3 separate regions of the Homo sapiens genome follow, and regions 2 and 3 are each linked to region 1. A link is an interaction called in ENCODE POLR2A ChIA-PET data of the cell type or tissue named here. Cell type or tissue: Panc1. All regions are shown on one strand. Region 1 holds the start of TGIF1 (TGFB induced factor homeobox 1). Region 2 holds the start of DLGAP1-AS6 (DLGAP1 antisense RNA 6). Region 3 has its middle 34 kb from the start of LINC01895.

Region 1 (5,000 bases):
CCGCCTGGGTCCGGATCGGGAAAAACGAGGGGCTGGGTCCTCCCTACTCGGACCCCATATCCCCAGCACGCGAGAAAGAGCGAGAAGCCACGCGGCGGCTGGGCCGAGCGTGGGGTGTCGGCGGAGACAATGAAACTTGCAGGCGCACAAACAAGGCGCTGAGCGTGTTTCTTGACAACGTGCCAGCAGCGTGGAGAGGCTCGCCCCACAACAGCCCCTCGTGTTGTGTCTAGCAGGAAAACAGCCGCTGCCGTTTCAGACGCAGCCTCAACAAAGAGCACGGCCGCCACTCCAGCATGAGAGCCCCTGGGCGGAAAAGTCCACCAAGTGACTCCGCGCGGCGCGGCCCGGCCAGCACGTTTCCCCGGACTCGCGTCTTCTGGTGCGCGCAGCCCGCGGCCGCCTTACCTTTCTTGCCTTTCATTCTGGATCTCCCCTCCCAGCGCGAGGCAAGGCGGGGGTCTGGAGGGGCCAGGAGCGGGGACACAGGGGATAAGCGAACGTCTCCTTCACAGCCGACTCTCCCGTAACTTGTAGGACGTGCTCCAGCCGTTATTGCTAAACAGGACGCTCTGATCCCAGGCGCCCGCTCCTTGGGTGGAATTCAAGTGACACTTGGGCTTCCTCCCGCCGGGATCTTCTGGCAGCCGGCCGGGGGCTCTCCCTCGCCCAACTCTCTCCCCTCCCCTCTCCGCTCCTTTGTTCCCTGCTCCTGCTCGGCGCACCTCGGCGCTGTCAGAGTGAGAGAGGCGAGGAGGGAAGGTACAGGAGGTCCTGCCTCCGCCCCCAGCCGCCCGCCCCGTCCCCCTCCCGCCCCGCCGCTCCTCCGCCCCTCCCCCGCACCTTCCAGCCGGGAAGACTGGACCGAGCGCGGCGGCCGCTGTCACTCGTCCCTCGGGGGCGGCGGTGCGGACGCGGGGGGTGGCCGGGTCCAGAAACACGATCCTTTCCGCCTGCCGCGCACGGACCGCCCGCATCCCTCGCCCGGCGGTGGGGGCACCAGCCGAGCGCCCCAGGTTTCTCCCTTGGGCCTTTCTTCCCGGGGCTGGCGAGGGTGCGTTTGGTTCGGAAACTGCAACAGATGGAAAAAAGGACACCTCCCTCCTTCCCTCCTCCACCCCCGGGAAGAAAAGCCTCCCCGTCTCGTTTTTGACAGCTGCCCCGAACTCTACTGGCCCTGCTCTAGCCGCACGAGACAGCCGCCTCTGATTCAAGGGGCGGGGCACGGGAGGAAAAGTATTCGAGACAAGAACCAACTTCTTCCAGAATGCGCGGCTGCCATTGACACGCGGGCGCGGCGCGGCGCACCCTTCTCCTCCCGGGGCTCTTCCTCCAGCAGCGACAGTGGGAGGTCGGCGGGGGTGGGGCGGGGGGGAATGATGAGACACAGCCTAAACGAACGTCTGTTCCCCCGGGCTAAAGCTGCGAGTTCCGGACTGGATTGCAAGGCAGTTTCGAAATCTGACACGTTGCGGACAGACACTTGTCACGCTCACATGCTCTTTAAACGTCTCTGCCCGGGGACGGCCGGGCGCGCGCCTGCCTCACCAAGACTCCGCCTGACACCCCGAGTCGCCGAACCCCGGCAGCGGCCACTTTTATAGCTAAGGGGTGACCACGCCGTGCCTGCTCGTCTGTTTCGGTCAACAGTGTCTACTCTTCGGATTGGAACCCTGCTAGGGGATCCCTCCTCCCATTTCAAACAGAAACTAGCCATTAAGTAAACACCCGTTCCTGTTGGCTTATTTTGGTCCACAGTTAGGAGGGATCCAACAGGAGTTTCTTGATGAAATTGCGCTTTCAAAGACCAGATGCTGTTTGGCTGACTTGAAGAAACGCATGCCCCCTCCTCTGGTTCTAGTTTTCGCGTGGTTACGTCCTGTTGTTTTGAAGCAAACGAACTGTCACATGCCACACAATGAGACTTCCCCCATCACTTTAAAAAAAGGAAAGAAAAGCCCTAAACGTAAATAAGCCTAGCAGAGACAGCGCCCGGGTCTGCCTCCAGTCTGGGCTCTGTGCTGTTTTTGTTCGGTAACCTCGGTGGAGATCCCGGCAGAAGAAACTCTGTGGAAATAAGATTAAACCCGAGGAGTACTAAGACGGCCAAGGGATAACTAACTCGACTTCGGAGCGTCTGTTTCAGGAACTAGAGCTAGCCTGCCACCCTCCCTCAAAAAAAAAAAAAAAAAAAAAGACACCCCCGCCCCTAGAATGCGTGGAGGCCAGAGTTTAAAAAGCCTGGGTGGTTTTTCCAATTACAGGACTAAAATGAATCAACAGGGAAAAAAAGCGTCTCTCTAAGAAGGCAGCAACCTTACGATTTTTTTCTTCTGTGGTTTGCTGACTGCTCGGGACAGAAGAGAACACACACCTAAAACGGCTCGGGGGGAGCGCGGTCCTGGGGACAAGCCACCCGCCCGGACGCTGCCCTGCAACTGCCGGGAGCACAGTTCCTTCCCGGACCTGGCTGCAGATGAATCAGCTGCTGCGCCCGGTGCGGGACAGATGTGGCGCAGGGAGGGGGCCAGCGCCCCCGCCGCCCGTTAGAGGGGGCCGCCTCGCTATTTCGTTTGAAGGGTTGTCTGTGGCTGGGATTGGTGGCTCCTATCCGCTGGGGAGCCGGGAGCGGAGGGAGGAGAGACGCAGGGAGGAGGAGCCGGGGGCTGGGCGACGCTGCGACTCCGCGGCCTGAGTGGCAGGAGCCTCGTCTGGAACCGGGCGGTTACTGGGGAGACGCTTTGTTTGCTAACTTCGAAAGCGGCTTCGGCTGCCTCGGCCGCTTTCGAAGCCACTCCACAAAACACGCCTTCGGTCGGTTTAACCCTACCTCCCCCCCCGCCCGCTTTAGCCAGCTCGAGACAAAAATGTTTCCCTCTTCCCCGTGGTTCTCCTTGGCCACGCGGTGGCTCTCATTATGTACACAAAGGTAGCTTTGCTTTCGTCCAAGTGGACTTGGCTAATGACTGCGATTCTCAGGCAACCGAGATGGGAACCGAGAATTGGAAAGGGTTTATAGCTTGAAAACAAACTTTCCAGGAGAAGGGGGGAGGGGCGGAGACAATTGAAAGCCTCTTTCGAATTAGGGGGAGGAAAAAACGGAGATGTGAACTCACCTTGGCTAGAAGTCAGGCTTGATCGGGCCAATGCACAACTTTTGCCCGAGCAAGTCATATCCAAACGGTTGTTAAAGCTGGCGAGGCACTCCAAAGAGAAACACTGGCACAATTCTGTGATGTAGCGAAAGCTTACAGCCCAACCGCTCCCGTAGATGCACCCCCACTGCCTCCCCCCAGCCAACGCTGATCTCAAACTTGTTTGGAGTTTCGGATTCTTGGTGCATTCTGGGAAGAAAGTGCCTAGGGTCAGCGCAACGTAACAAAGGGAACAGCCTCAAAAAAGTGGGCTTCAGATACCAGCAATTGCTTAGGGTATTTTTTGTTGATTCGTTTTTCTCGAGGTGGAAAAACAAGTTTCATTTCTAGCTCTGTCAGTCCCTTCCAGTCTCGGGGCCTTGCTATAAAACGGATTCAATGACTTTTAAGATTCTTTCCAGTGCTTTTTTTTTTTTTTTAAAGTATATAGATTCAAATTTGCTACATATTATTTGCTGATTCATATGAATGTTACTTGAATTGGGAAATTGCTTGAGTAAAATTGAGGCGTTGCTTGGTGCTGGCGGAGGCTACTGATAAACGTTTTTCACCATTATTTTTTTTCTCTCCAGGCACACATAGTTCCTTTTGGCGTCTTATCTTCTGAAGCTGCCTCAAGGCCAAGCAAAGAAAGTTGTTAAAAAGTTAAGTTACTTTTCACAGCCTGCAAACCCTTCAAAGGCAAGAACTCAAATAGAAACTTGGAAAGGCAGATAAGCCAGAAAAGTGTACTAATAAACGCACTTAATATGATTATTTTTTGATGCCAGGTCCACCAAGTGAAGATTGGAGGATGTATTTGTTTCTTCTACTCAACAACAATTGATAAAGCATGAGTTCCATCAAGGACTGTGTTCTAGGTGGAGAAAGGGTGACTCACCCAGTCATTGGATCTCTTTCACTTCCAGTCTCTGGAAGGCAGATATCTTTATAAAATATGCAGACAGCTAGGCTCTAAACACTGGACAAGAGGTCTGTAATCATCCAGTCACATCTCAGGTCAGAGGGTCTTGGACTGCTTAAGAAAGAGCTGACCATTGTCTTAAGAACCTGGGGTGGCCTAGAGCCATCTTGAGGTGATTTTATCAGCCCCATCAGGATAATTCTCCTCAGCTTCCTTGCATGAATAGTGTAACTGGTGCTACTACTTTTGTTTTTAGTCACTTTTCCTAGCCTGCACTTCCCTTCCCGGCCCTCCTTTTTCCTCTGTAGCCAAGTCATCACTTCTCTTTACCTAAATGAGTTTTGGAATCCAGGGGATAAAACGAAAAGATAGGCAGGGCGCTGTGGCTCACACCTGTAATCCCACCACTTTGGGAGGCCGAGGTGGGTGGATCACCTGAGGTCAGGAGTTTGAGACCAGCCTGACCAATATGGTGAAACCCCATCTCTACTAAAAATACAAAAATTAGCCGGGCGTGGTGGCGTGTGACTGTAGTCCCAGCTACTTGGGAGGCTGAGACAGGAGGGTTGCTTGAACCTGGGAGACAGAGGTTGCAGAAAGCTGAGATCGTGCCATTGCACTCCAGCCTGGGTGACAGAGCAAGACTCTGTCTCAAAAACAAAAACAAAAAAACGGAAAGATAATTCCTTGAGCACAAGCTTCACTCTCCTTATTCTCAACATCTGTGTCTGTATTATTCTTTACAGTTTATGAAACACTTATTTAATCTCACTTAATGCCCAAACTAGTGATGTTAGTTATTTTTTTTAAAAAGTCAAGATCACTTAACACATCCAAATATAACAAAGTTAAAAGGCATAAAACTGGGTACCCAACATAAATTATCTGATTATAAATCAAGTGGTCTCTGGGAAATCTTGTCATTTCAGAAGGTCAGATGG
Region 2 (5,000 bases), 200 kb before region 1:
ATGGGCAATGCATGGAGGTGGGGAGTGGGAAATTGCAGTGGGGGTTGGAGTGGTGAGGCCGTTCAGGGGGCTGGAGTTTCAAGGTTGGGAGGTGGGAGAGTAGTAGGTCAGTTATGTACCCATGGGACTGGCAAATCCAAAGTAAGGGTGCTTTATCCCTTTGGCGGATTTAGTACCATTACATTTTACAAAACCAAGTTGAAAAGGCAGTATTTGTGGCATTCGTGGCAGAAAGTATGATGCTACTCTAAACTCAGCAAAAGGTGCAGGCAGCGGTGTTTCAGAGTGGAGAGAAAAAGACCTTCTCACCTCGAGGAGAAAGTGCATGTTGCAGGCCTGTGGTAGGCCAAGCAGAAATTCAAGTTCGCTTTGCGCATCAAAGTGGAATTTTACTGAAGGACAATCCAAGTTCCTCCCTGCCTAAAACGATATAAGAGACACAGAAACAAAATCAAGCAGCACCATGAGAATGACCTTGGCTGCAGAAACTCCCAGTAGCAATTTGAGCACTGAGTTTCAGTTAATTATCTGTTGAATTACAGATAACAGTTGGTTCACTCTGGGCCGTTTTGATGTTTTATCAAGGAATGGCTTTGAAGTCATAGTTTTACATTGCCTGCTTGGTTTGAGTGCAGTATTCCACTTGCCAACAAAAGGATACAGTGACAAAATACAATTTTCATTTTAAAAGTCAGAAAGTCAAGAGAGCATTAAGTAATTTTAAAACTATTGTTTTGCTAGAGGTTATTAGTGGGTGTCATGGCTGGTCTACACCCCCAGGACAGGGTTTTGTTTTCTCCAGAAAGATGAGAGTTTGAGGGAAAACAAAGGCAGGAAGCAGAGTGACTGCTTGGGGCTAGTCCGGCAGCCTCTGGCCACCTTCCTCATCACTCAGCCTCCTCTGAGTCCCTGGGGCTCACAGGAAGTTCTCTGGAGTGGCTGCGGATACCAGAAGTCAGGCCCACTGCGACTGTTGCTTGAGCATCTTTTTGGGCAGCTTATTGTCTGAGGCTCGGGAGCATGCTGTGTTGTAACCGTGTTAGAATATATGTGTGCAGGGGCAATTTGGGAGTGCGGTTGTTGGGCTGGGGGGACGTGTGTTCCATGCATGCATTCTCAGTGCATCTGAAACGTGGAACTCTTACAAGCATGCTCAGTGGCACGTGTGTCGGACACTATCTCTTGATGAGAAATCAAACCTCAGATGGTCGGCCTTGCCACTGCTTAGCTAATTACCGTACTTGCAACTTTCCATCTGCAGAATGAATTCAAGGCAGCTTCGTGCAGCTTTTCATGTCAAAGAGTGTGCACATCAGTGGAAGAAATCCACTGTCAGAAATGAAACCGCTTTCCTTTTTTAAAAAAAAGAGACTCTGCTCTATATTATCCTAGAGCTCTGAAACTAGTATTAATATTTTAGGTAGATTCTCTTATTCTTTTCAAGGAAAAATAATTGTCAAAGTCCTAAGAGAAAAACAAACCAAGATTCCATTTGCCACTCCCTACCAAGTGTCTATGGCAGGCAGTTTTGTTTCTTCTTTTCTGGAGCAGGGGTGCCCTCTTCCGCACTGTGCAGCTTCATAGCAGCTTTTTAAATCAGCAAAAAGAAAAACCCATTTTGTGTCTCATGAATGCTAAGGTTAAAGGTGGAATGTCCTTTGAATTTAAACAGAAACACTCATCAATGCTTTGATTATTTTGCAATGAGGAAAAATAAGTGAATAGGGAAAAAGTTCAGTTTGAAAGAAATAATTGCAAAGTCTTATCGATAACACTGATGAATTCTCACCTCTGATTTTAGATTGATAATCCCAAACTCCGAGAAAATTGGGGTCAGAGAGAAACATCTAGACAGCAATTTGACGGAAGGGGGAAACAGTCGCACCAATGGCAGGGAAGGAAAAACCACTCACAGCAAGAATTCCACAAGAGTCTTCTAAATATTTCTCTGAATAAGGTCTTTTCTCTTGAAACTGGAGCAGGGAGATAGATGTTAGGTCTACATATTTTCACCAGTAGGGCCAAAACATTGGCCTTATCAAGGAGAAGTGGGAACACAGGTCATGGAAGAGCTGAGTCACCCCTGAGTCAGAATGACTCTGATATTCTATAGGCAGCTATTTATTTCCAGGGAAGGAGGGGCCACCCGAGCTGGAAACTCTTGGTCCAACCGAAGTGGTGTATTCAGACATGGGGAGTGGGAGTGTTCCAGCAGGCACAGGCCTGGAGGGACAAGATGAGCCAGCCGTGGTGGCAGGCTGATGCAAGTCTTTGCCAGTGATAAGCAGCATGTGTTCTGTGTTGAGACTTGTCTGCAAGGCGATTTGTTTATACCTCATAGGTGAGAATCTAAAACACCAAAAGGACATCACATTCTTTTGAAAGCCCGTATGAAAAAAATGAAGGTTGTCTTCTTTGGAAAAGTTCCACATTTCTAAATATAGGAACAGATGAGCCTCTCTGAAGAAATCAAATAAATGAGGGCTGGGTGCGGTGGTTCACACCTGTAATCCCAGCACTCTGGGAGGGCGAGGCAGGAAAATAGCTTGAGGCCAGGTATTCAAAGTTCAAGACGGCCGTGAGCCACAGAGCGAGTCCCCCTCATCTCTACAAAAAATATTTTGTAAAAGTTAGCTGGTTGTGGTGGCATACACCTGTAGTCCTAGCTACTTGGGAGTCTGAAGTGGCAGGACCAGTTGAGCTCAAGAGTTTGAGGCTACAGTGAGCTATGACTGCGCCACTGCACTCCAGCCTGGTCAACAGAGCGAGACCCTGTCTCTAAAATAAAAACTTTTTAAGGAAATTCTGTTGTTCATAGTATGACAAGCCAGGTGTCCAAAAACACCCCAAAGGGATTTAATGTATTAAAAATATTCCTAATGTATTGATGTCATTCCCTCTGTAGGTGAACTCTGCCTTTGTCATTGTGTCTTTCTTTCTTTTCTTTTTTTTTTTTTTTTTGATACAGAGTCTCGCTCTGTCGCCCAGGCTGGAGTGCAGTGTTGTGATCTCGGCTCACAGCAACCTCCACCTCCCAGGTTCAAGCAATTCTCGTGCCTCAGCCCCCTGAGTAGCTGGAACTACAGGCGCGCGCCACCACGCCCGGCTAACTTTTGCTTTTTGTTTTTTGTTGTTGTTGTTGTTGTTGTTGTGTTTGAGACAGTCTTGCTCTGTCTCCCAGGCTGGAGCGCAGTGGCGTGATCTCGGCTCGCTGCAACCTCCGCCTCCTGGGCTCAAGTGATTCTCCTGCCTCAGCCTCCCGAGTAGCTGGGATTACAGGTGCCCGCCACCACGCCCGGCTATTTTGTATTTATAGTAGAGACAGGGTTTCACCATGTTAGCCAGGCTGGTCTCGAACTCCTGACCTCAAGAGATCCACCCACCTCGGCCTCCCAAAGTGCTGGGATTACAGGCGTGAGCCACTGCACTCGGCCTCCCAAAGTGCTGGGATTACAGGCGTGAACCACTGCACCCGGCTTAATTTTTGTATTTTTAGTGGAGACGGGGGTTCGCCTTGTTGGCCAGGCTGGTCTCAAACTCCTGGCCTCAAGTGATCTGACCGCCTTGGCCTCCCAAAGTGCTGGAATTACAGGCATGAGCCACCTTGCCCAGCTGAATCTTTCTATTTTTAGAGCAAAGCCATGTGCTCAGCGTGTCAAGGTAGACTGTGGTAAATCCTTTAATAAACAGATGCTGATGGATTTACCACCAGTAGTAAACTGAGAATGAAGTTTCAACTTTTTGTTTGTTTGTTTGTTTTTGTTTTTTAGGCAGAGTCTTGCTCTATCGCCAGGCTAGAGTGCAGCGGCACATTGTCGGCTCCCTGCAACCTCCACCTCCTGGGTTCAAGCGATTCTCCTGCCTCAGCCTCCCAAGTAGCCGGGATTACAGGCGCCTGCCACCATGCCCAGCTAATTTTTGTATTTTTAGTAGAGAGGGGGTTTCACCATGTTGGCCAGGATGGTCTCGATCTCCTGACCTCATGATCCGCCCACCTCAGCCTCCCAAAGTGCTGGGATTCCAGGCGTGAGCCACCGTGCCCAGCCAACTTTGTTTTTTTGAGACAGAGTCTGGCTCTGTCGCCAGGCTGGAGTGCAGTGGTGTGATCTCGGCTCACTGCAACATCCAACTCCCTGGTTCAAGCAATTGTCCTGCCTCAGCCTCCCGAATAGCTGGGATTCCAGGCACGCATGACCACACCCAGCTAATTTTTGTATTTTAATAGAGACAGGGTTTCACCATGTTGGCCAGGATGGTCTCCAACTCCTGACCTCATGATCCGCCCACCTTGGCCTCCCAAAGTGCTGGGATTACAGGCGTGAGCAGCCATGCCTGGCCAGTTTCAACATTTTTACTACCGGAAATCAAAATGTTAGTCAGATAACTGACAGAGATAGGATAGAGCTATCTCCCAGAAGGAGTTCCTTCCTTCCTTCCACCAGCGTGGTAGGTGGCAGTGTGTCAGGAATACTAAATGGAATATTATAGAAACTGAGAACAAAACTCAAGAAACTTGTTTCTGCAAAGAAACCCAGACATCCTGTTTATAAAAATGACGTGGAGGCTGGAGCACCACACTAAACAAACGAATGTTCTCTTCTCAGATGTATCTTTACTTGTCATTATACTTTTGGCTAAACGTTTCTTTTTTCTTTCTTTCTTTTGTAGAGACAGGGTCTCTCTATGTTGCCCAGGGTAGTGTTGAACTGCTGGCCTCAAGCTGTCCTCCTGCCTTAGCCTCTGCATCCAGCCAAAATATTCCTATGAAATATAAATGTTTCAACCAGGCACGGTGACTCACAACTGTAATCCCAGCACTTTGGGAGGCTGAAGCAGGAGCATCACTTGAGGTCAGGAGTTCAAGATCAGCATGGCCAACATGGTGAAACTCTGTCTCTACTAAAAATACAAAAAATTAGCCAGGCATGATGGCAGGTGCCTGTAGTCCCAGCTACTCAGGAGGATGAGCGGGAGAATCGCTTGAATCCAGGAGGTGGAGG
Region 3 (5,000 bases), 130 kb after region 1:
TATATTTTTCTGGAAAAAGAAAAGAACAATCTCTGCCTACATCTGCATACCCAAAAGATGGATATAAAATGAAAGCCTCCCCTACTCCAAAAGGGAAGCAAAAGAGTGTTAATGAAAATCAAATGACCAAGGTCATTGACCATGTTATAGTACATCTGAGTGATGCAGAGGGGTAGTAGAGGTGATAGGAAACAGACACACACAAAGGGGAAGCTGCAATTTTGTCTTCCTTTCAGGAATGCGGGCAAGAAAGTGAGTAAGCAATATATGACAGTTCTCCGGACCTGTTAGGTTAGTATTATAATCTGGGAGTAGGGGGGAATGTCTACAATGTAAGTGTCTCATTAAAACAAAGAGGAGGGGGCCGGGCATGGTGGCTCATGCCTGTAATCCCAGCACTTTGGGAGGCCGAGGCAGGAGGATCACTTGAGGCCAGGAATTCAAGACCACCCTAGGTAACATAGTGAGACCCCATCTCTACAAAAATTTAAAAAAAACTTAGTCTGGTGTGATGGTGTGTGCCTGTAGTCCTAGTGGGAGAATCAACTGAGTGAGCCCAGGAGTTCAAGGTTATAGTGAGCTACGACTGTGCCAATGCACTCCAGCCTAGGCAACAGAGCAAAACCCAGTCTCTAAGAATAAAAAGTAAATAAATTAAAACAAAGAGGAGGGGAAAGGAAGGATATTTCCATGTGAAATAAAAGAGTATAATTTTGAAAGATATAGTTGCACTTCTTGGCTGGGCACGGTGGCTCACGCCTGTAATCCCAGCACTTTGGGAGGCCAAGGGGGGTGGATCACCTGAGGTCAGGAGTTCAAGACAAGCCTGGCCAACATGGGGAAACCCCGTCTCTACTAAAAATAATAAAATTAGCCAGGTGTGGTGGCGGATGCCTATAATCCCAGCTACTTGGGAGGCTGAGGCAGGAGAATTGCTTAAACCAGGGAGGCAGAGGTTGCAGTGAGCCAAGATGGCACCACTGCACTCCAGCCTGGGCCACAGAGTGAGACTCAGTCTCAAAAAAAAAAAAAAAAAAGAGAGAGAGAGAAATATTTGCACTTCTTTATGGTATTAAGCTGTGCTTAAGCAAGGATATTATTGGTAAGCACTTGATAAATGTCAGCTATAATTACTGGCATATCTCATTTTACTGTACCTTGCTTTATTGTGTTTCACAGGTATTGCACTTTTTACAAATTGAAGGTTTGTGGCAACCCTGCATTGAGCAAGTCTATCTGTTCCATTTTTCCAACAGCGTGTATTCACTTCCTGTCTCTGTGTTACATTTTGGTAATTCTTGTAATATTTCAAATTTTTCATAATGATATGTATTATGACGATCTTTGATGTTACTATTGCAATTTTTTTGGGGTGCCACAAACCACACCCATATAATATGGCAAACGAAATCCATCAATATTGTGTGTTCTGACTTCTCCACCAAATGTGTTACCGAGTGGCCATTCCCTCATCTCTCTCCCTCTCCTCGGGCCTCCCTGTTCCCTGAGGCACAACAATTTTGAAATTAGGCCAATAAATACGCCTACAATGGCCTCTAAGAGTTCAAATGAAAGGAAAAGCACACATCTCTCTCTTTAAATCAAAAGCAAGAAACGATTAAGCTTACTGAGGAAGGCATGTCAAAAACCAACATAGGCTAAAAGCCAGGCCTCTTGTGCTAAACAGCCATGTTGTGAAAGCAAAAACAATGTGAAATGCAAAAGAAGAAAATGTAAAATGCTACTCCAGTCAACACACAAATAATAAGAAAGTGAAACAACCTTATTGCTGATATAGCTAAGGTTTGAGTGGTGTAGATAGAAGATCAAACCAGCCATGACATTCCCTTAAGACAAAGCCTAATCCAGAGGAAGCCCCTAACTCTCTTCAATTCTATGAAGGCTCAGAGAGGTGAGGAAGCTACAGAAGAAAAGTTAGAAGCCAGCAGAAGTTGCTTCAAGAGGTTTAAGGAAAGAGGGCATCACCATAGCATGAAAGTGCAAGATGAATCCCAAGCGCTGATGGAGAAGCTGCAGCAACTTATCCACAAGATCTAGCTAAGATAATTGATGAAGGTGGGTACACTCAACAGTAGATTTTAAATGTAGACAAAACAGCCTTCTGTTGGAAGAAGATGCCATCTAGGTCTTTCATAGCTAGAGAGAAGTCAAGGCCTGGCTTCAAAGCTTCGAAGAACAAGCCGACTCTCTTGTTAGGGGCTAAGGCAGCTGGTGACTTTAAGTTGAAGCTAGTGTTCATTTACCTTTCTGAAAATCCCAGGGCTCCTAAGAATTATGCTAAGTCTACTCTTCCCACACCCCCTAAATGAAACAACAAAGCCTGGATGACAGTATATCTCTTTTTCTTTCTTTCTTTCTTTTCTTTTTTTTTTTGAGACAGAGTCTTGCTCTGTTGCCCAGGCTGTAGTGCAGTAGTGCAATTTCAGCTCACTGCAACCTCTGCCTCCTGAGTTCCAGCAATTCTCCTGCCTCAGTCTCCCAAGTAGCTGGGATTACAGGTGCCTGCCACCACGCCTGGCTAATTTTTATATTTTTAGTAGAGATAGGGCTTCACCATGTTGGTCAGGCTGGTCTCAAACTCCTGATCTCAAGTGATCCGCCTTCCTCGGCCTCCCAAAGTGCTAGGATTACAGGTGTGAGCCACCATGCCCGGCCAACAGTATATATCTTTATAGCATGGTTTACTGAATATTTTAACCCCATTGTTGAGATCTACTGCTCAGAAATAAAAATTCCTTTCAAAATATTACTGCTCATTGACAGTGCACCTGCTCACCCAAGAGCTCCGATGGAGACGTACAAGGAGATTCATGTTGTTCTCATGCCTGCTGACACAACATCCATTCTTCAGCCCATGGGTCAAGGAGTCATTTTGACTTTCAAGTCTTATTATTTAAGAAATACATTTTGTAAGGTTAGAGCTGCAATAATGATTCCCCTCACAGCTCTGAGCAAATACACTGAAAACCTTCTGGAAAAGACTCACCATCCTATATGCCATTAAGGACACTGGTGATTCATGGAAGGAGGTCAAAATATCAACATTAACAGAAGTTCAGAAGAAGTTGATTCTCTGGAACCTCAAAGATGAACCCCTCAAAGTTCATCCTCAAAGTTGAACCCCTCAAAGTTAATCCTCATGGATAAAGTTGGACACCTCAAAATTCATCCTCATGGATGACTTTGAGGGGTTCAAGACTTCAGTGGAGGAAGGAACATCAGATGGGATGGAAATAGCACAAGAACTCGAATTAGAAGTGGAGGCTGAAGATGTGACTGAATTGCTAAAATCTCATGAACAAACTTGAATGGATGAGGAGCTGCTTCTATGGATGAGCAAAGAAAGTGGTTTCTTGAGATGGAATCAACTCTTGCTGAAGATGCTGTGAACATTGTTGAAATGACAACAAATTATTTCAAATATTACATGAACTTACTTGATAAAGCAGCGGCAGGGTTTGAGAGGATTGACTCCAATTTTGAAACAAGTTCTACTGTGGTGGGTAAAATGCTATCAAACAGTATCCTGTGTTGCAGAAAAATACTTCATGAAAGACAGAGTCAATCAATGAGGCAAATTTCATTGTTGTCTTATTTTAAGAAATTGCCACAGTCATTCCAACCTTCAGCAACCACCTCCCTAATCAATCAGTAGTTATCAACATTGAGGCAAGACCCTCCACCAGCAAAAAGATTACAACTTGCTGAAGGCTCAGATAATCATTAGCATTACCAACCCAAATGTCCATCAATGATAGACTGGATAAAGAAAATGTGCCACATATATGCCATGGAATACTATGCAGCCATAAAGAAGAATGAGATCATGTCCTTTGCAGGGACATGGATGAAGCTGGAAACCATCATTCTCAGCAAACTAACACAGGAACAGAAAACCAAACACTGCATGTTCTCACTCATAAGTGGGAGTTTAACAATAAGAACACATGGACATGGGGCGGGGAACATCACACACTGGGGCCTGTAGAGGGGTGGAGGGCAAGGGGAGGGAGAGCATTAGGACAAATACCTAATGCATGAGGGGCTTAAAACCTAGATGATGGGTTGGTAGGTGCAGCAAACCACCACGGCACATGTGTACCTATGTAACAAATCTGCACGTTCTGCACATGTGTCCCAGAGCTTAAAGTAAAAAAAGAAAAGAAACCAGTAGTTGCCCCTACTGTCTGTTCTTCCTTTTTCCTTACTAGAAAAATCTACACGTTTTTATTGGGCACAAGGCCTACTCAGAAGAAAATATATATTTCTACACCAGCATTGTAGCTAAGTGCAATCGCAGTGGTGAAGTCCTATGCAATATGTAAATGTTGTGAGAAGATATTTAAATGGAGTGGACATGCCCATTTCCTCTTCTCTCTTTCTCCTGGCTATAAAGTAGATGTGATGGCTGGAGCTAGAGTGACCATCTGGAACCACCTGGTGAACTTGAGCTTGAGACTCTAACACTGCAGAGTGTCATACCAACTGTGATGACCTACTCAGACTTCTAAGTAAGACAGCAATAAACTTCATTCTGATTTAACCCACTGTTACTTTGAGCTTTTTCTATTACAGTCAAGTCTAATCCTAACCGATATATGCTCCCTTCAACTTTTCCTCAGGCACTGGGAGAAAAGACAGAGCACAAAAGATGCAACCTCAAACTGAATTTCTAAGAGGAAGACGAGTCTCAGGGCAATGGGAAAAAATAATAAAGAAAAGTAATAAATAAAAATTCATCCACACTGTATCTGCAAAAATAGAAAACATGGATAGAGCCCCACATGTTAAAGAGTAGTATGGAGAGGAGTATATGAAAATGCAAAAATATAGCAAAAAAAAAAAAAAAAGGAACAAAAGATTAAAACTATTATCTGGAAAGAAACACACCTTTAAAATGTGAAGAAAAATTCCTAAAACCAAAGTTTTGTAGTCTAGGAAAAAAATTTAAAGTACAGATGGTCCCTGATTTATGATGG

The links. ChIA-PET counts read pairs that join two places held together with the same protein. Peaks named below come from ENCODE experiments on the same cell type or tissue, not always from the same donor. Only the 100,000 strongest peaks of a DNase experiment are listed, where the experiment ranks them.
Region 2: POLR2A ChIA-PET joins it to region 1 with 11 read pairs; 28 of 35 experiments call an interaction of 5 or more read pairs at or near these places.
Region 3: POLR2A ChIA-PET joins it to region 1 with 11 read pairs; 13 of 35 experiments call an interaction of 5 or more read pairs at or near these places.

What each region holds. Positions count from the first base shown.
Region 1 is chr18:3,445,914-3,450,913 of GRCh38, reverse strand. TGIF1 (TGFB induced factor homeobox 1) reads right to left here and starts at 742. Exons shown (of 3, transcript NM_003244.4): 1 at 409-742. The coding sequence starts at 424. LOC124904237 (a long non-coding RNA gene) reads left to right here and starts at 258. Exons shown (of 2, transcript XR_007066269.1): 1 at 258-382; 2 at 3,728-3,908. RefSeq lists silencers at 3-52, 693-852, 883-992, 2,653-2,722 and enhancers at 1,513-1,702, 1,290-1,909, 1,803-1,942, 1,910-2,531. In Panc1, a CTCF peak has its summit at 2,902 (motif pointing right); a DNase peak (open chromatin) is centred at 2,643; H3K4me3 peaks cover 3,704 bases; H3K27ac peaks cover 4,401 bases.
Region 2 is chr18:3,650,125-3,655,124 of GRCh38, reverse strand. All of the region lies in intron 7 of DLGAP1 (DLG associated protein 1), which reads left to right. DLGAP1-AS6 (DLGAP1 antisense RNA 6) reads right to left here and starts at 2,095. Exons shown (of 3, transcript NR_188002.1): 1 at 1,914-2,095; 2 at 310-420. RefSeq lists enhancers at 2,002-2,296, 1,342-2,541. In Panc1, no CTCF peak of the experiment used is centred here; DNase peaks (open chromatin) are centred at 1,144 and 2,104; H3K4me3 peaks cover 1,388 bases; H3K27ac peaks cover 5,000 bases.
Region 3 is chr18:3,314,355-3,319,354 of GRCh38, reverse strand. No RefSeq gene overlaps it. Among named protein-coding and RNA genes, the nearest start is that of LINC01895, 34 kb to the left of the region's middle. In Panc1, no CTCF peak of the experiment used is centred here; no DNase peak of the experiment used is centred here; H3K27ac peaks cover 3,384 bases.